Regions from separate parts of the Mus musculus genome. Here region 2 is linked to region 1. Evidence: chromatin loops called from intact Hi-C (ENCODE). Cell type or tissue: heart. All regions are shown on one strand.

Region 1 (8,000 bases):
GGAAGAATTTTAAGCTCAAGAGTAGATACTAGTTACATATAAAATATGAGCTCTTTATTCCTTGACCACACTAAAGAAATGAGGTACTGTTCTAATCTGAAATAATACTAGTTCTCTGAAATACTATCTTGACCTATAAAAATGATGTTTCATGTTATTAAAGTATTTTAATTATAAAAATCACCATTTGTCTCTATCCTGGTTAATCTATTGTGTATTTCTTAAATCACCCTTGTCCTTTTTTTTTATCCACAAGCCAGGAAAATTGATTTTGCATAAAAAGTTCCTTTAAAATACAGTCTTAGAGTTTCTACTGCTGCAATAAAACACCATGACCAAAAAGCAAGATGGAGAGGAAAGGGCTTATTTGGCTTATACTTCCAGATCACTGTTTATCAGCAAAGGAAGTCTGGACAGGAACTCAAAAAGGGCAGCAACCTGGATGCAGGAGCTGAAGTAGAGGTCCTGGAAGGTGGGCTGCTTACTGACTTGCTCCTCATGGCTTGCTTTCTTGTAGAACCCAGAAGCACCTGCCCAGAAATTGTACCATCCATAATGGGGGATTGGAGGAGGGGGAGGCTCCTGCATCAATCACTAATTAAGAAAATGCTAGGGCCAGGAAGCCGGAGTGGGTGGGTTGGGGAGCAGGGTGGGAGAGGGTATAGGGGACTTTTAGGATAGCATTTGAATTGTAAATGAAGAAAATATCTAATAAAAATTGTTTAAATAAAAAATTAAAAAAGAAATATATAAAAAATCAGCCAAATCTAAAAAAAAAAAAAAAACAAGAAAGAAAAGAAAATGTCTACAGCTGGATCTTATGGAGGAAAATGTCTACAGCTGGATCTTATGGAGATATTTTCTCAAATGAGGATTTCACCTTTCTGATGACTCTAGCTGTGTAGCTGTGTCACGCTGACACAAAACTAGCCAGCAGACTATTGACTTAAAAGTTTGACAAAAGTTGTTTTAAAATGTTAAATATGAATATTTTAGAATTTTATATACTATTATAAACTGAAAGATAAATTAAATTTTAATTGTATTTGCCAATAAAACTAAGGCCAAAGAAATACACAGGCTTAAAAAGATATCAACTTGAGCTGTAGAGATGGTTCAGTGATTAAGAGTGCTGGCTGCTCTTCTGGAGGACTCATGTTTGTTTCCAGAACCCATGTGGCAGCTCACAACTATTTGTAACTCCAGTTCCAGGGCATCTGACACCTCTTCTGGTCTGGCCTCAGAGAGCAATTTACATACATAGAGCACAGTCATACATGTAAGCAAAACACTCATATACAATATAAAAATATTTGAAAAATGCATAAGCTTAATAACAACAGAAAAAAAATGACAAACATCTGAATTTATGTGGATAAAAAAATGTAGGTTAAAAAAGTCCAAAGGGCAGGCCCAGTATAAAGCACATGGCTCCGGAGGCTGAAACAGGAAGATCTCAGTGAATTTGAGGCAAGCCTAATCTACATAGCAAGTTTCATGCCAGTTAAGGTTACACAGCAAGGCCATGTACAGAAAAGGACGGGAGAATATGGAAAACTATATCTCAATTTTTCAAAGTTCTAAATAATGAAAAATATGTACACAAAATAGGGTAGCTAAAATCAGTGTATAAATTTTGGAGTTGTGTGTGAAAATTTAGAGTTCTCAAATAACCTATTTCCTCTCCAGTACAACCTATGAAAAAATAAACTAAATATTTATTTGGTAAGTATTATACAGTGGTTTTAGTCTACAATATATAAGAGTTCTCTGTAAAAAATTGAATTACACATACACACACAATCATAATGAACCCAAAATCAATTTAGTTCTTTTCCTGACTATCTTAAAGCCTAATTCCAAAATTCAAAACAGTAAAAAATATTGTACTTGTATATGTCATTAAATATACAGAATTGTATAGTTTTATGATATAGCACTGAAACTATATCTAACTTTTTAAGGGAAAAAACTTTACTGTGCAAGTATAAGAAATTATATGTAGTGGTTGGCAGTTTTGTTTGTTCTAGTTTTATAAATTCCCGTTTTTCCAGGACATCAATAAAGAATCACAAAATGGGACCACAATTCAAATGTTTGTTTAGAGAAAAATGCATGTGCCTCACCTATCTGCTACAAATATTTTTCTACCATTATCACCGTGCTCATATTTGGAAACATTAAAAACCAAATATGATCAAATGATGCTTGATGGCTATCATTCATTTTAAGTCCATTATTTGAAATTCCTAGAAATCTAGTCCAACATTATTGTATAGCTGACAAAACAATGAAGATAATGAGGAGATGGTACTAAGACACTAACTAATGACAACATTTGTTATGAGCTCGTTACATTTCCACTAGATCAACTTGGTCCACCTTCCAATGTTAAACCATCGGGAAGTTTGAGTCCGCTGAAGCTCTGATGCAGCATAAATGATTCAAGAAGCACAGGTTAGGCTGGAACCTGCTTTGAAACTCATTTCTTTAAAAAAATAATTTTAATATCTTTAAAAGATAAGACTACCCAACTAGCTTATTTTTCTATGAATCTAACATAGAAATTTGCCTCAATTTAAAACAATGTAATAAAGCCCATCTGTCCCAAAAGCTTGTATTCTACACAGCACAAATGATAAATATAGTCTATATTACTTTACCACTTACAATGCAAACTGTGAGCAAAGCTCTTCCTGAAAGATGAGCATTCATTAGAATCCAACTTTTTAAAAGTTGCTTAAATACTGAATGTCATTCCTACTACAGATATCTGCAATCTGCTTAAGATGCTAGCCACGATTTTACATAAGGAAAAAAAAAAATAGACATAAGCCAGAGAGGCAGGAAAGGTTTCATCATTTACCTGATAACAAGAGAATTATCAGTAGTTGATGATTAACCAGTATGATGGAACAAAATCATTTTTAACAGAGCGTATTGGCTCTGAGTAGTTACTAAGAGATGGATGCCTAGAATATTATAAGACTTAAAGAAAATTTATCAGCTTGTTCAAAATCAGTTTTTTTCTGAATTCTTGATTTATAGATAGTGATGATCTATTTCTATAATTCCTGGAGGAAGGGCTACATTTACAACCAGGAAGCACTTAAATAAATGCCCAAAAGGACTGACCAGGAGTCTTCCACAATTGCACAAGCACTGTAGTTGACAAGACTTAGATACCCAATACAGATAAGGGCCGAGGGAGAGGAGTGAAAATGCGTACGCCAACAAGCGACAGCAAGAGAACGCACAGGGATTTGGGGACATCTCAGTAACTACTACAGCAGCTGGATGCTGCTCTTCCTCCGCCCTCTTCTCCTCAGACGCAAGCTGGCCGGTTCCAAACGGTTCCTCCCCGGCTCCGCCCCGGCCCTCCCCGGGCAGCCTCCAAGCGAGGACCCTGAGACGCGAGGGCTAGCCCACGGCCTCGCGGGGAGAGGCTCCCGCCCCTCTGCAGGGCCCCGCTGGCCCGCGGACACGCGCGGCACGGGCCGCAGCGCCGAGCCCCAGCACCTCCCTCAGCCCGGCGCCCGCAGCCCCGCACCTGCACACGGTGATCAGGTTCCTCCTCTCCACCGCAGCGTTGCGGGCGCTCAGGCTCTTCTTGCCGCCGCCGCCGCCGCCGCCGCCGCGGCTCCCGCTCAGGCCCCCCAGGCTCCGGGAGGCCATGGCGGGCTCACCTCCGCGCCCCCTTTGTCTCCAGCGGTCCCGCAAGCCTCGCACACCTGTGTCCCCCGGCCTTCTCTCAACGATGGCAGCCCGCCGGGCGGGAGAGAGGCGAGGAAGGAGGCGCGGAGTAGGCAGGGTGTGGAAGGCAGTCAGTCGGGCACCGGTACCCAGGCTCCACGCGCGCGTGCACACACACTCACACACGCTCTCTCACACATACACACGCGCTCACTCACACGCACGCACGAGCCACCTCCACCCTCGCTCGCGCGCGCGCGCGCCGCCGCCGCCGTCCACGAGAGAAGCGCGCGCGGGCGGGCGGGCGGGAGGGCGGGCTCCGAGTCTCCAGGGACGCCGCACCAGCGCCCGGGCGAGCCTGTCACCCCGCAGGCCTAACCGCACGTCATTCTTCCAGCAGGGCGGAGCCGCTGAGGTGAAGCCCCCCTCCCCACGCCTGTCTCACTCAGCCCCCGCCCCCTGCACCTATGGGAACAAGGCCGCTACGGAGAGAGCCAATGACGAGAGGTGGGGGCGGGACCCGCCCCAGGAGCTTTTAAAGAGGCTCGCTTAAGCCCCGCCCTGGCGCGTGGGCCTCTGTCAGAACGCGGGTCGGCTCGTGCAGCACCTTGGTGAGCCCGGCGAGGCAGCCTTGGCTTGGAAAGCCGGCTTTGCTGTGCCTACTCCACGGTGACTGTGGTCCATAGTCACCCTGACAAGGCTAAGTTCATGGCAGATTCCTGGTCCTGAGGCTTCAGTAGCCTCAGCAGGAGAATGCCATAGTTGGGTGGGGTGGGAAGTGGGGGTTACCTAGAATAGAAGAAGAGTTCCATTTGTCCCAAACGCCCCCTTTGAACCTGACAAACAACGACACAGTGGCATCAGGGAGTGCGCCCATGGCATTTCTCTTCCCGTGAATCTGGTCAGAATTCACCTCATCTTACTCAGTGTCCAGCACAGCCTTGAAACCACATTGACCATAGAAAAACGAGTGTAGTGGGGATGTCCAGTCTTGGGTTCTGTGCAGTGAGATCTGAACTGAATTGCAGCTCGTGAGCCATGGAGGAGGTTTGTCAAGGGCAGAGGGAAATCCTGCCTTGGAGTCCCAATAAGCCCCTTGGGAGGACCACTTTGTAGTCTCTACTTCTCTGGCTTTACCTCTGGCTTTACCTATGGGAGGCTACGGGCTTGAGACCCTGACCTCTGACATTCACCTCAGACTGCCTGTAAGTATGTCCAGACTTCAGGTTTTGTTTGTTTGTTTGTTTGTTTTTAAATTTTGAAAATCTAAAATCAGGACAAAGTCTCACCTCTACCTCTTAAATATAATTATGTTAAAATAAAAATTAATTATTAAGAAAATTTCTACAAGGGAGCTAAAACCATCCAGTGGAAAAAAAGACAGCATTTTCAACAAATGGTGCTGGCACAACTGGAGGTTATCATGTAGAAGAATGCAAATTGATCCATTCCTATCTCCTTGTACTAAGGTCAAGTCTAAGTGGATCAAGGAACTCCACATAAAACCAGAGACACTGAAACTTATAGAGGAGAAAGTGAGGGAAAGCCTCAAAGATATGCACAGGGGGAAAATTCCTGAATAGAAGAGCAATGGCTTGTGCTGTAAGATCAAGAATTGACAAATGGGACCTCATAAAATTGCAAAGCTTCTGTAAGGCAAAAGACACTGCCAATAAGACAAAAAGGCCACCAAAAGATTGGGAAAGGATCTTTACCTATCCTAAATCAGATAGGGGACTAATATTCAATATATATAAAAAACTCAAGAAGGTGGACTCCAGAAAATCAAATAACCCCATTAAAAAATGGGGCTCAGAGCTAAACAAAGAATTCTCACCTGAGGAATACCGAATGGCTGAGAAGCACCTGAAAAAAATGTTCAACATCCTTAATCATCAGGGAAATGGGAATCAAAACAACCTTGAGATTCCACCTCACACCAGTCAGAATGGCTAAGATCAAAAATTCAGGTGATAGCAGATGCTGGCGAGGATGTGGAGAAAGAGGAACACTCCTCCATTGTTGGTGGGATTGCAAGCTTGTATAACCACTCTGGAAATCAGTCTGGTGGTTCCTCAGAAAATTGGACATAGTACTACCAGAGGATCCCACAATACCTCTCCTGGCCATATATCCAGAAGATGTTCCAACTGGTAATAAGGACACATGCTCCACTATGTTCATAGCAGCCTTATTTATAATAGCCAGAAGCTGGAAAGAACCCAGATGCCCCCCAACAGAGGAATGGATACAGAAAATGTGGTACATTTACACAATGGAGTACTACTCAGCTATTAAAAACAATGAATTTATGTAATTCCTAGGCAAATGGATGGACCTGGAGGGCATCAGCCTGAGTGAGGTAACCCAATTACAAAAGAACTCACATGATATGTATTCACTGATAAGTGGATATTAGCCTAGAAACTTAGAATACCCAAGATACATTTTGCAAAACACATGAAACTCAAGAAGAACGAAGACCAAAGTGTGGACACTTCCTTCGCCCCTTCTTAGAATTGGGAACAAAACACCCATGGAAGAAGTTACAGAGACAAAGCTTGGAGCTGAGATGAAAGGATGGACCATCCACACCCGGGGGTCCATCCCATAATCAGCCACCAAACACAGACACTATTGCATAAGCTAGCAAGATTTTGCTGAAAGGACCCTGATATAGCTGTCTCTTGTGAGGCTATGCCAGTGCATGGCAAACACAGAAGTGGATGCTCACAGTCAGCTTTTGGATGGAACACAGGGCCCCCAATGGAGGAGCTAGAGAAAGTACCCAAGGAGCTGAAGGGATCTGCAACCCTATAGGTGAACAACAATATGAACTAACCAGTACCCCCAGAGCTCGTGTCTCTAGCTGCATATGTAGCAGAAGATGGCCTAGTCGGTCATCATTGGGAAGAGAGGCCCCTTGGTGTTACAAACTTTATATGACCCAGTACAGGGGAACTCCAGGGCCAAGAAGTGGGAGTGGGTGCGTAGGGGAGGGGGGTGGTATAGGGGACTTTCGGAATAGCATTTGAAATGTAAATGAAGAAAATACCTAATAAAAAATTGGAAAAAAAAAAGAAAATTTCTAGAGCAAAGGATGGTGGCATACTTCTACAACCCCAGAATTCTGATAATATAGGTAGAAGGAATACCTTGCTTTGTTTTGTGTTGTTGTGTCCAAACTATCTGACATACAGTTTGAGAAAGGAAGCGCTTATTTGGGTACATGCTTCAGAAGTTTCATGGCATGGAAGGGTTTAGGAGAGCACTGAAGCTGACTTCAAATCTGAGAGGATGTGGAGTATGGAAATCCATCAGGGATAAGACAACTAACTCCAGGACCTTCTCTCAGTGACCTGCTTCCTCCAAGTAGGTCCCACTGTCCAAAGTTTTCACAACCTTCCAAAATAAAACCACCAGGTGGGGACAAACATTTGAGGCCTGTGCCTCTGAGGAACATTTCAGATGCAAATTGAACACTAGGCCCTGTCTCAAAAAGATATAGGGAGTAGGAAGATGTCTGAAGTCAAACGGTAGGCAACCTTAGTAGATTTGGGAGGGAAGCATCTATCAAGAAGTTGAATGTGGTTACACATTTTAAAATAAAAAAGTGAGATTGCCTTCTGGCATCAAGTGCACCTTCATGTTACTTGTACTATGACCATTGGATTTCTGACTGAAGACAGGAAATTTTTCTTATCAGGCTACAACGTTAATTTTCATCACTTTTAGTGGGCTCACCTGACATGATAACTTGCTTAATGATCTTTACCACAAGAATTCATTTAACTTTGCATGGACTGTTCTCATTAAACTGCTACTTGGTGGCCTCATTTGATAAGATTTTTGCCCCCATCACTTACCTTGAGTGATATGTCCTGAGTGCTTTCCCGATTACTAATCTGGAGGAAGGAATTAAAAATCACTGATAGTTAGATGAGTTTTCACACTATTTTTAACTTCTTTTGGCAAATATTTCTATTCACTATTTGAACATTTGCACAATATGTAAATACATTAGAAGATTCTCTATAGGAGCTAACAAGATAGCTCACTCAATAAAATGTTTGAGAAGGCTTGAGTTCAACCCCCAGAACTCATTTTTAAAGCTCTGTTTAATGGCATGCTTGTAAGCTCAACACTTGAGATGTGGAAACAGATCCCTGGAGCTTATTGGCCAGCCAACCTAGATTGACTGGCAAAATCTAGAGTGATGAGAGACCTCTATTAAAAAAAAAAATTAGAGGGCTTTGGAGGAACTACAGACACCTAGAAGCCCAAAGTTTGACTTCCAACCTCCAAAT
Region 2 (8,000 bases), 56 kb before region 1:
ATGAGAAAAAGTCCTCCCATGTGGTAGACAAAATAGCATACATAAGCATTACATTATGGTTAAAGTTAAAATGCATGTGAAACGGATATAGCACAAATCTTCAAAGATCTTAAGAATGTGAGAATCATTGGTTATTGTACCAATGACTATATAACAAATCCTTCCTTCTATGTGACAAAACTATGCTGCTTACTGCATTTATAACAGCAAAAAAGAAAGAAAGAAAAAGAAGAAAAAGGAGAAAGAAAGAAAGAAAGAAAGGAAGGAAGGAAGGAAGGAAGGAAGGAAGGAAGGAAGGAAGGAAGGAAGGAAGGAAGGAGAGAAGTAGACAGTTCCTGCTCTGTGCAGCATAACATCTCAGTAAGTTGATAGGCAAAAAACAAAGGAGAAAGATAATTATGGATGGTGGTAAATACTACAAAGAAGGTAAATAGTTTCTTGAGGAAGAGAAAGATGAGATCTTAATTTTGGAATCATTAAAAACTGGTATACTTGTGCTTAATCTGAACACTTGATCTACATGAGTCTAACCACAGGTTTTGTAAGCTGCGAAACATTTACAAAAACAGTAAACAATATGTATTGAGCGTAGGGCATAATTATAACTATTTTATTGAAGTTCTTTTCTTTAATTTTGCTACTACAGCTAGTACATATCATCATCCTCCAGAGAAGTTAAACAACTCATTGCAGGGCCCCCAGCCAGACAGCAGTAAAATCAGGGAAGGTTTTAAGAAACGTAACTGAAACATGCTGCCTACGCCAATAAGTACTCATTTACATATTTTATGGAAAAAATTGCAAGATTTTTCTTTCAAGGTACTTTCAAGGTAGGTCATCAGGTGTATGCCCTTGGTGGGGACAGCTGCTGTTATGAATACCATGATAGCCAGCACAGCGTCTGTCATCAGTTACCTATCATTTCCTTCCAGCTCCTCTGCCCAGGGTGCTCCCAGTCCCCGTCTATCTAGATCACTAACTTTATTCCTATTTCTTTGTACTTCTTTAGCCACCCTGGACATTTCAATGATCTTTAGGCGATAAGGATTTAGGTTGTTTTCTTTTTGGGTTATTACGAATAATGCTGCTATAAATAGATGGACATTTTACAATGATGGTATCAATTTTATATACATGCATCAATATATAAGTATAACAAATATCTACACACTCTACCCCTAGGTGTCATATTATAGGTCTTATGATAATTTTGCATTAAAACTTTTTCAGCAACTGCAGACTGTTTTCAAAATGGCTATATTTTACTTTTCAAACAAGCAATGCATTGGGGATCCAAAATTTCCAAGTTTTCATCAACATTTGCTTTTATGTAATCTTTTGTATATACACATCTACTTCATATGAAAGAGTATTTTATAATATTTCTGATTTGCATTTCTCAGTAGCTAATGACTCTGAGCTTTTCATTAATTACTTTCTTAGTGCTACAACTGAATTTAAGAGAGAAGGTTCTTAATTTGACTCACATTTGAGGGTGTCACCCATCATGGAGGGAAAGGCATGGTAGAGTCCAGTACAGTGGAAACCTAAGGCTGTCCTCATGTTTTAGCAGACCCAGAATCATAGTAGGGGGACTACTCAACTGGATTTCTCCTCTTTTTATTCAGCTTGGGACACCACAGATGGCATGATGTCACCTATATTCATGATGGGTCTCCATGGTCAAATTTGTCTAGAAACCCCATCTTAAAGATATACTCAAAGATCCAAGTTCTGCCAAGATAACAATGAAAATTAACCATCAAGGCTTTACTTTGCTACTTATGAACAATATAACTCTGCCAGAGAAAAGTTTGCTCATTTTTACTAACTAATGGTAAAAGTTCTCTCTATATATATTCTAGATACATGTTCTTTTTTTTTTTTAAAAAAGATTTATTTATTATATGTAAGTACACTGTAGCTGTCTTCAGACACACCAGAAGAGGGTGTCAGATCTCGTTACGGATGGTTGTGAGCCACCATGTGTTTGCTGGGATTTGAACTCCGGACCTTTGGAAGAGCAGTCGGGTACTCTTACCTACTGAGCCATCTCACCAGCCCCATGTTCTTTATAAGATATGTGATTTTAAAATTGTTTCCTAGTCTGTGTTCTTGTTTACTTTCTCAATGGTGTCTACTGAAGGATCAAGTTATAAATATTGATGTCCAATTTATCTATTTTTCTTTTGATTATTGTACATAGGATATCATGTCAAGGAAATACCAAAGAGCTAAACTTATGTTTTCTTTCAATAATTTTGTATTTAAATCAGATCTACTTGGAGTTTTTGTTAAGTCATGAAGTAGGACAATTCAAAAGCGAGTTTTATTAATTTTTTTCATCATAATACAGAAGCTTACCTCATCTATGAAGAACATCCCAACAAACCCACTGAATGTCTGGAACTGTAAGATCTATACTTGCAGTCAATATACAAGTACAGCTTCCAATTTTTGACCTAAAGGTACTGAGAAAACAGTAGTTCTTCAACAGCAATTGTGCTTCATAGTTGCATTTTCATCTTCCTCAGGGTAGGAGCAGGGCAATGGCAGTGAGCTGTCACTACAGTTAGCCAGTCTGTCATCACATGGTTACTATATATAAAAACAGACTTGCTGTTGTACTTGCCCAACCATGGGCTTTCCTAAGTTTTGAGACTATTAAATTGCAGTAGGCTAAGTTCTGATGCCTGCAGTTTGTGTACTAAATGTGGTTTTGACTTAAAATGTTTTCAACATGCTCTGAGATTCTCCAGACATAAGGCTATCATAACCTCAGGAGCAGCTGCCATGCTATTCTATGCTTCCCCTATACATTCATGCTATGATAAAGATTAACATAAATAAGCCACATGGAGAGATTAACAGTAACAACTGATTAAAGCAGGTATTAGCAACCGCGTGTAAAAACAGTTGTATAAAATGTATGAGTTACTCCTGGAATTTCCCAGTCAATGAGTAACAGAAGTCTTAGAAAGCAAATTAATAGATATCAAAGGATAATTTTAATGTAAGCATTTACCATATTTATAGATTTAAAAACTCTTGGTTCTTAAAAGATTTAGCAAGATTTAGATTCTAGCTACTTTTCTAAAATTGGGAGCTACATCTTAAGTGATAGCTCAGGAATTTAAAAGTTATTTTATAATTTATTCCTTCCTTTAGTTATATGAAAATACTGTAAAAACTGACATGTCTTTATGACATAATTTATCATTTTAAATTAAATACTGAAGCAGCTAAATTTAGCTTTTCATAAAGCTAAATTTTATCTTCCTAATTTCCAAATCTATTATTGCCAATATTTATTTCTTAAATATTTATCACCAAATGTGAATATATTTGAATGAATATATTTATCACCAAAATATTTTCAATATTGTTTCAAATGTCACATGTATAAAATTTGGCTTAATGTTTCTAATTAATCCTTAGTCTGTGGATGGACAGAAATTAAACTTTGAACAAACCAACTCAGTTTTAAATTCACTTTTCATTTAAGATTTTCCTCAGAATGCTATCAAAGTAATTTTGCACCTTAAAACAAAATCTGAGCTTGTACTCTATCACTTCAGAGTTCTGCTGTCTCCAGTTAACACCCAAATTCCTTAATCACAAAACATTCCTAGGTTTTATTCTTTTTTTTTTCAGTTGTTCCTCAAGACACTTTTCACTTCAGCACAAAGTTCACATGAAACTCTTTAATACTTTGAAGGCAGTTATGTACTCCAAGAATTTGTACTTCAGTTCCCCACCCTTCCTCCACCCTTCCTCCATCCTTGGATATTCACAGATTACTGCTTCAAAGTTGCCTGCCTTAGCTCCTCCCCTTGAGCTGGGGTAAACATGCTGTCACTATTTTAAAGACTATCATTTCTCTTTGTCCGCGGAGTCAGACAGAACAAGAAGAAATCCACTTGATTCAGGTACTCTCAAGATTCTGACAGGATTAAATTCTCCTTCTTTAAGCGCTTATGCCTGGAAGCATTCAGATAAAAGGTAATGTGCATCTATTCTCTCCAGGACTATTCTTATACTTTACAAATTTACTCTTCCAAATGTGTTTGTTTAGCCAGAGGTTTACATTCAAATTACTTATAATGAAAGAGTTATTTGAATTTATTTAAGTAAAAATAACAAAATTAAGTAGTTAAAAACGTTCTGAGTTTCCACATTTGTTAGTCACAATCTAAGAAGAAAATTCTGAAATATCTTTGTGCTTACTTTCCTTCATGTGAATCATGAAGCCACTGCATTCACATTCAAGCACCTTCGTTAGGGCAGCCATGTTTATGTATACTATATCCATGTATGCATATAATATGCACGAAGCCACGTTTGTGTATGGATATCATATGTTTATGTATATTACAAGCCTTTTATTTTGGAAACTTTTGTGTTTAGAACTGAATCATTTCCTTTCTCATCAGGGTACAGCTAGATGTGAGACAAAGCTAAAATGTCTCCCTTTAATTTTTAAACTATTGTTCCAAGAAAATCTATTCAAAAATTATGTCTATCACACCCCATTGAGTCAACTAAGACACAGGACTAATAACGAGAGACATTTCTGTAGAAAAGATAAAATATATTATAATTAAATAAGAGATAATTATATAAAAGAGAATTATTATATAAGCTTAGTTTTAATTTAGATTTTTTTGGTTTGGCATACTAGATTCTGATATGTGCTGTAGTTTTATTTACAAAGCCTTTGTGCCCTCAATATTTCTTCTTATAATTAAGTTTGTCTCTCTGTGGTGATAAAATTTCATTTTGTCAGGTTCATTTTAAAGGTCTATGAGTTTATCATCTCACTACCCATCTTTAGGTATTTCCTAAGAGTATCAAGTTGCTAAAAATCTCAATAATTACATACTATATTTATCTTATTAAAACACTTTTGTAGCTAAAAGTCTTTTCCGGATCAAATTTATTATCATAATATTTTTTTGTATCTGTCAAATTAAAAGTTTACTGTTGCCAGGCGTGGTGGCACACGCCTTTAATCCCAGCACTTGGGAGGCAGAAGCAGGTGGATTTCTGAGTTCGAGTCCAGCCTGAGCTACAAAGTGAGTTCCAGGATAGCCAGGGCTACACAGAGAAACCCTGTCTCAAAAAAAAAAAAAAAAAAAAAAAAAGAACTTCACAAAAAACAACAACAAAAAAGTTTACTGTTTTATTTATTATCTACAGAGTTGAAAAATTCTCAGTAGATATCTGTACCAGCTAGCTGGCTAAAAGAATGTCATAACCCATGTCAAGGATTTATTAAAATCTAGAGTGTTAAATCCATCAGGACATGGAAATTGAGGTTCCAGATTCATAAGTTCTTTATTCCTAATCTCTGTTATCAAAACTGATCTATAGCTGCCATTTTACCATCCTTTTCAGAACTAAGAATGAGGTTAACTAAGTAAAGTCGCTTAGAAGCACAGGGCAGCCTCTCTTGGAGATGGGAAAGTTCTACAGCTTGCCACAAATGAAGTACCTGAAAAGTCTTATGACAACTAAACAACAAAATTTGAATTTTATATGATCCTATTTAATTTTATCTCATGTAGTATTTTGTGCCAGTGACACTCTACAGTATATGTCTAAAATAATAAGATTATTAAATGTTTTCATTTACAAGTACTTTTGACATAGAGGAGAGTAGTGTCATCAACAGCAACAAATATAGGTCACCAGACAAGAACTAAATACAATCAACTGTTGTGGAGCAAGAACCTTTCCACTACCAACTAAAAAGCAATAAAGTCTTCACTTTGACAAAGCAGACAATAGGTCACCCCTTAAGTCTATGTAACCTTAGAAAAATATCTACAAAGAGGTCATTGGAAAGACAACAAATCCATTGTTAATTCTATACATGGATGAAAGAAACGAACTGCTTATAGTCTTCCCAAGCAAAGAAATAAGGAAGCACTATACTCGGGAAAGAGATCAGGTATGTATGAATTTCATACTTAGAACTTCTTTCAAATTTGCAGAGGAAAGTGAATGGGGGAATGAACGTCAAATCACTGACAGACTGATACTCAGAACGAGTCAATGAAAAGATATTTGAGGTGGTCCCATGTATGCCTTTACACCAATCAGTAAGTCAAATGTAGTCAGGGACAAACTACACTTTTCTAAGAAGATAGCAGATTTATCTGAGCAGTAGAAAAAACAGATGATCTGAAAGTTGAGAACTTCAGACTACCTCTTTATTCTGATTTTCAAATCATAAATATTAGAAAATTGAAAGGACTTTTAAACCTGGTTGTTTTGAAGTCTCTCAAAGCTGTAGAGATGTATTCAGACAAATGTTTTTCCATGAGTGCTACTCTGATCCAGGCTCTACCCTAAGAGGAACAAGAAAGGATCAAATAAGAAACTTAAGAAATATTTTCTACATACTGTCAAATATCTGCATGATAACAATAAGGAATAAATAATTCAAAATAAAGAACAAGAAAAACATCTAAGAAGATAAGCAGAAAACTTTGGTTATATTAAATATGTATTTTTGTCTTTCAGAAGATACATGACATATCAAATTACAGCTATGTCCTTTGTATTTTGAATCAATAAAATTCATTTTATTCAAATAAATAAAATTCTTCTTTAATATCCAAAGGCAACATGCTAGTTAAAATGAATCTCCTTATAAAATAGAAACTTTAGTATTCACTTCAACAATACTTTCTTGAAAAAATATTCTACTCATACCCGAAGAGGACGTTTTTATACTGACCGTAAATTATACTGTCATAAACCCAATCATAAACCCAAGTCAAGAGTTACTAAATTTGCAGCTCCTTCCCCCAAATTTAAAACAAGCTACCAAAGACTTAAGACAGAAACAAGAGGCCAGGGACTGGGGATGTAGCTCTGCGATACTGCATTTGCTTAGCATGATCCAGTTCTGGTTTTACCCCTGCCCTCCCAAAAAACCCTCAACTCAGATGTCAGCACAGAATCACAGACAAGCAATTCTGACTTGTGAGTCATTAGACAATGCTAGAAAGTATCAACACCTTTTAGTAGTAGACATTAGATAGTTATTATTATTCCCTACATAGGTTTTGTGTGTGTGTGTATGCGCTTTTAGTAGTAGACATTAGATAGTTATTATTATTCCCTACATATTGTGTGTGTGTGTGTATGCGCTTTTAGTAGTAGACATTAGATAGTTATTATTATTCCCTACATAGGTTTTGTGTGTGTGTGTGTATGCGCGTTTGCACTTGCTTGTGGATGTGTGGAGGTCAGAAGTCAATTCCAGGTATCTTTTTCTTTCTATTGCTCTGTATCCCCCTCCTGTGACTTTTTTTGAGACAAGGTCTCTTATCTAACCTGGAGATTGTTCAGTTATTTTGGCTAGATTGACTGGACAGCAAACACCTGGGATCTACTTGTTTCTTATCTAATTTCCCATATCTCTGACTTGGAGTTACAGACCAGAGCGTTCACACCAGGATTGTTTTTGTTTTTGTTTTTTGTTTGTTTGTTTGTTTGTTTTCGAGACAGGGTTTCTCTGTGTAGCCCTGGCTGTCCTGGAACTCACTCTGTAGACCAGGCTGGCCTCGAAATCAGAAATCCGCCTGCCTCTGCCTCCCAAGTGCTGGGATTAAAGGCATGCGCCACCACTCCCGGCCACACCAGGATTTTTATGTAGGTGTTTGGAGATTGGAATTCAGGTCATCAAGCCTGTGAAAAAAGCACTTTCCTTCACCAGGCTACCTCCCCAGCCATTTTTTATAGCCTATTTAGACTGAAAGAATATAAGGAATAATATCTGTAGAAAGAATGCAAAAGTACATTTACTTTCATTTCTACCTAGTTCTTCCCAATTCACCAGCAAATTTCATGCAACTGAATAACACAGAAAACCAATGGCAGTGGTTTGGCAGTGGGAATAAAGGTGCCTAATCAATACTTGTTATGCTCAACTACCGGGCTTGGACAAAGCATGAAAATATCCACAGATACAATGATTTTAGGCAGTG

Evidence for each region. Hi-C counts contacts between places; a loop is a spot of excess contacts. Peaks named below come from ENCODE experiments on the same cell type or tissue, not always from the same donor. Only the 100,000 strongest peaks of a DNase experiment are listed, where the experiment ranks them.
Region 2: it touches region 1 in a loop (2.6-fold over the local background); 2 of 42 quality-filtered maps call a loop at or near these places.

What each region holds. Positions count from the first base shown.
Region 1 is chr5:8,618,938-8,626,937 of GRCm38, forward strand. It overlaps Rundc3b (RUN domain containing 3B), which reads right to left and starts at 4,015. Exons shown (of 11, transcript NM_001347311.1): 1 at 3,551-4,015. The coding sequence starts at 3,675. All of the region lies in intron 2 of Abcb1a (ATP-binding cassette, sub-family B (MDR/TAP), member 1A), which reads left to right. In heart, no CTCF peak of the experiment used is centred here; DNase peaks (open chromatin) are centred at 3,384 and 4,194; H3K4me3 peaks cover 1,601 bases; H3K27ac peaks cover 1,022 bases.
Region 2 is chr5:8,563,228-8,571,227 of GRCm38, forward strand. Rundc3b (RUN domain containing 3B) reads right to left here. Exons shown (of 11, transcript NM_001347311.1): 4 at 6,268-6,353. Abcb1a (ATP-binding cassette, sub-family B (MDR/TAP), member 1A) reads left to right here and starts at 3,864. Exons shown (of 30, transcript NM_011076.3): 1 at 3,864-4,002. In heart, no CTCF peak of the experiment used is centred here; no DNase peak of the experiment used is centred here.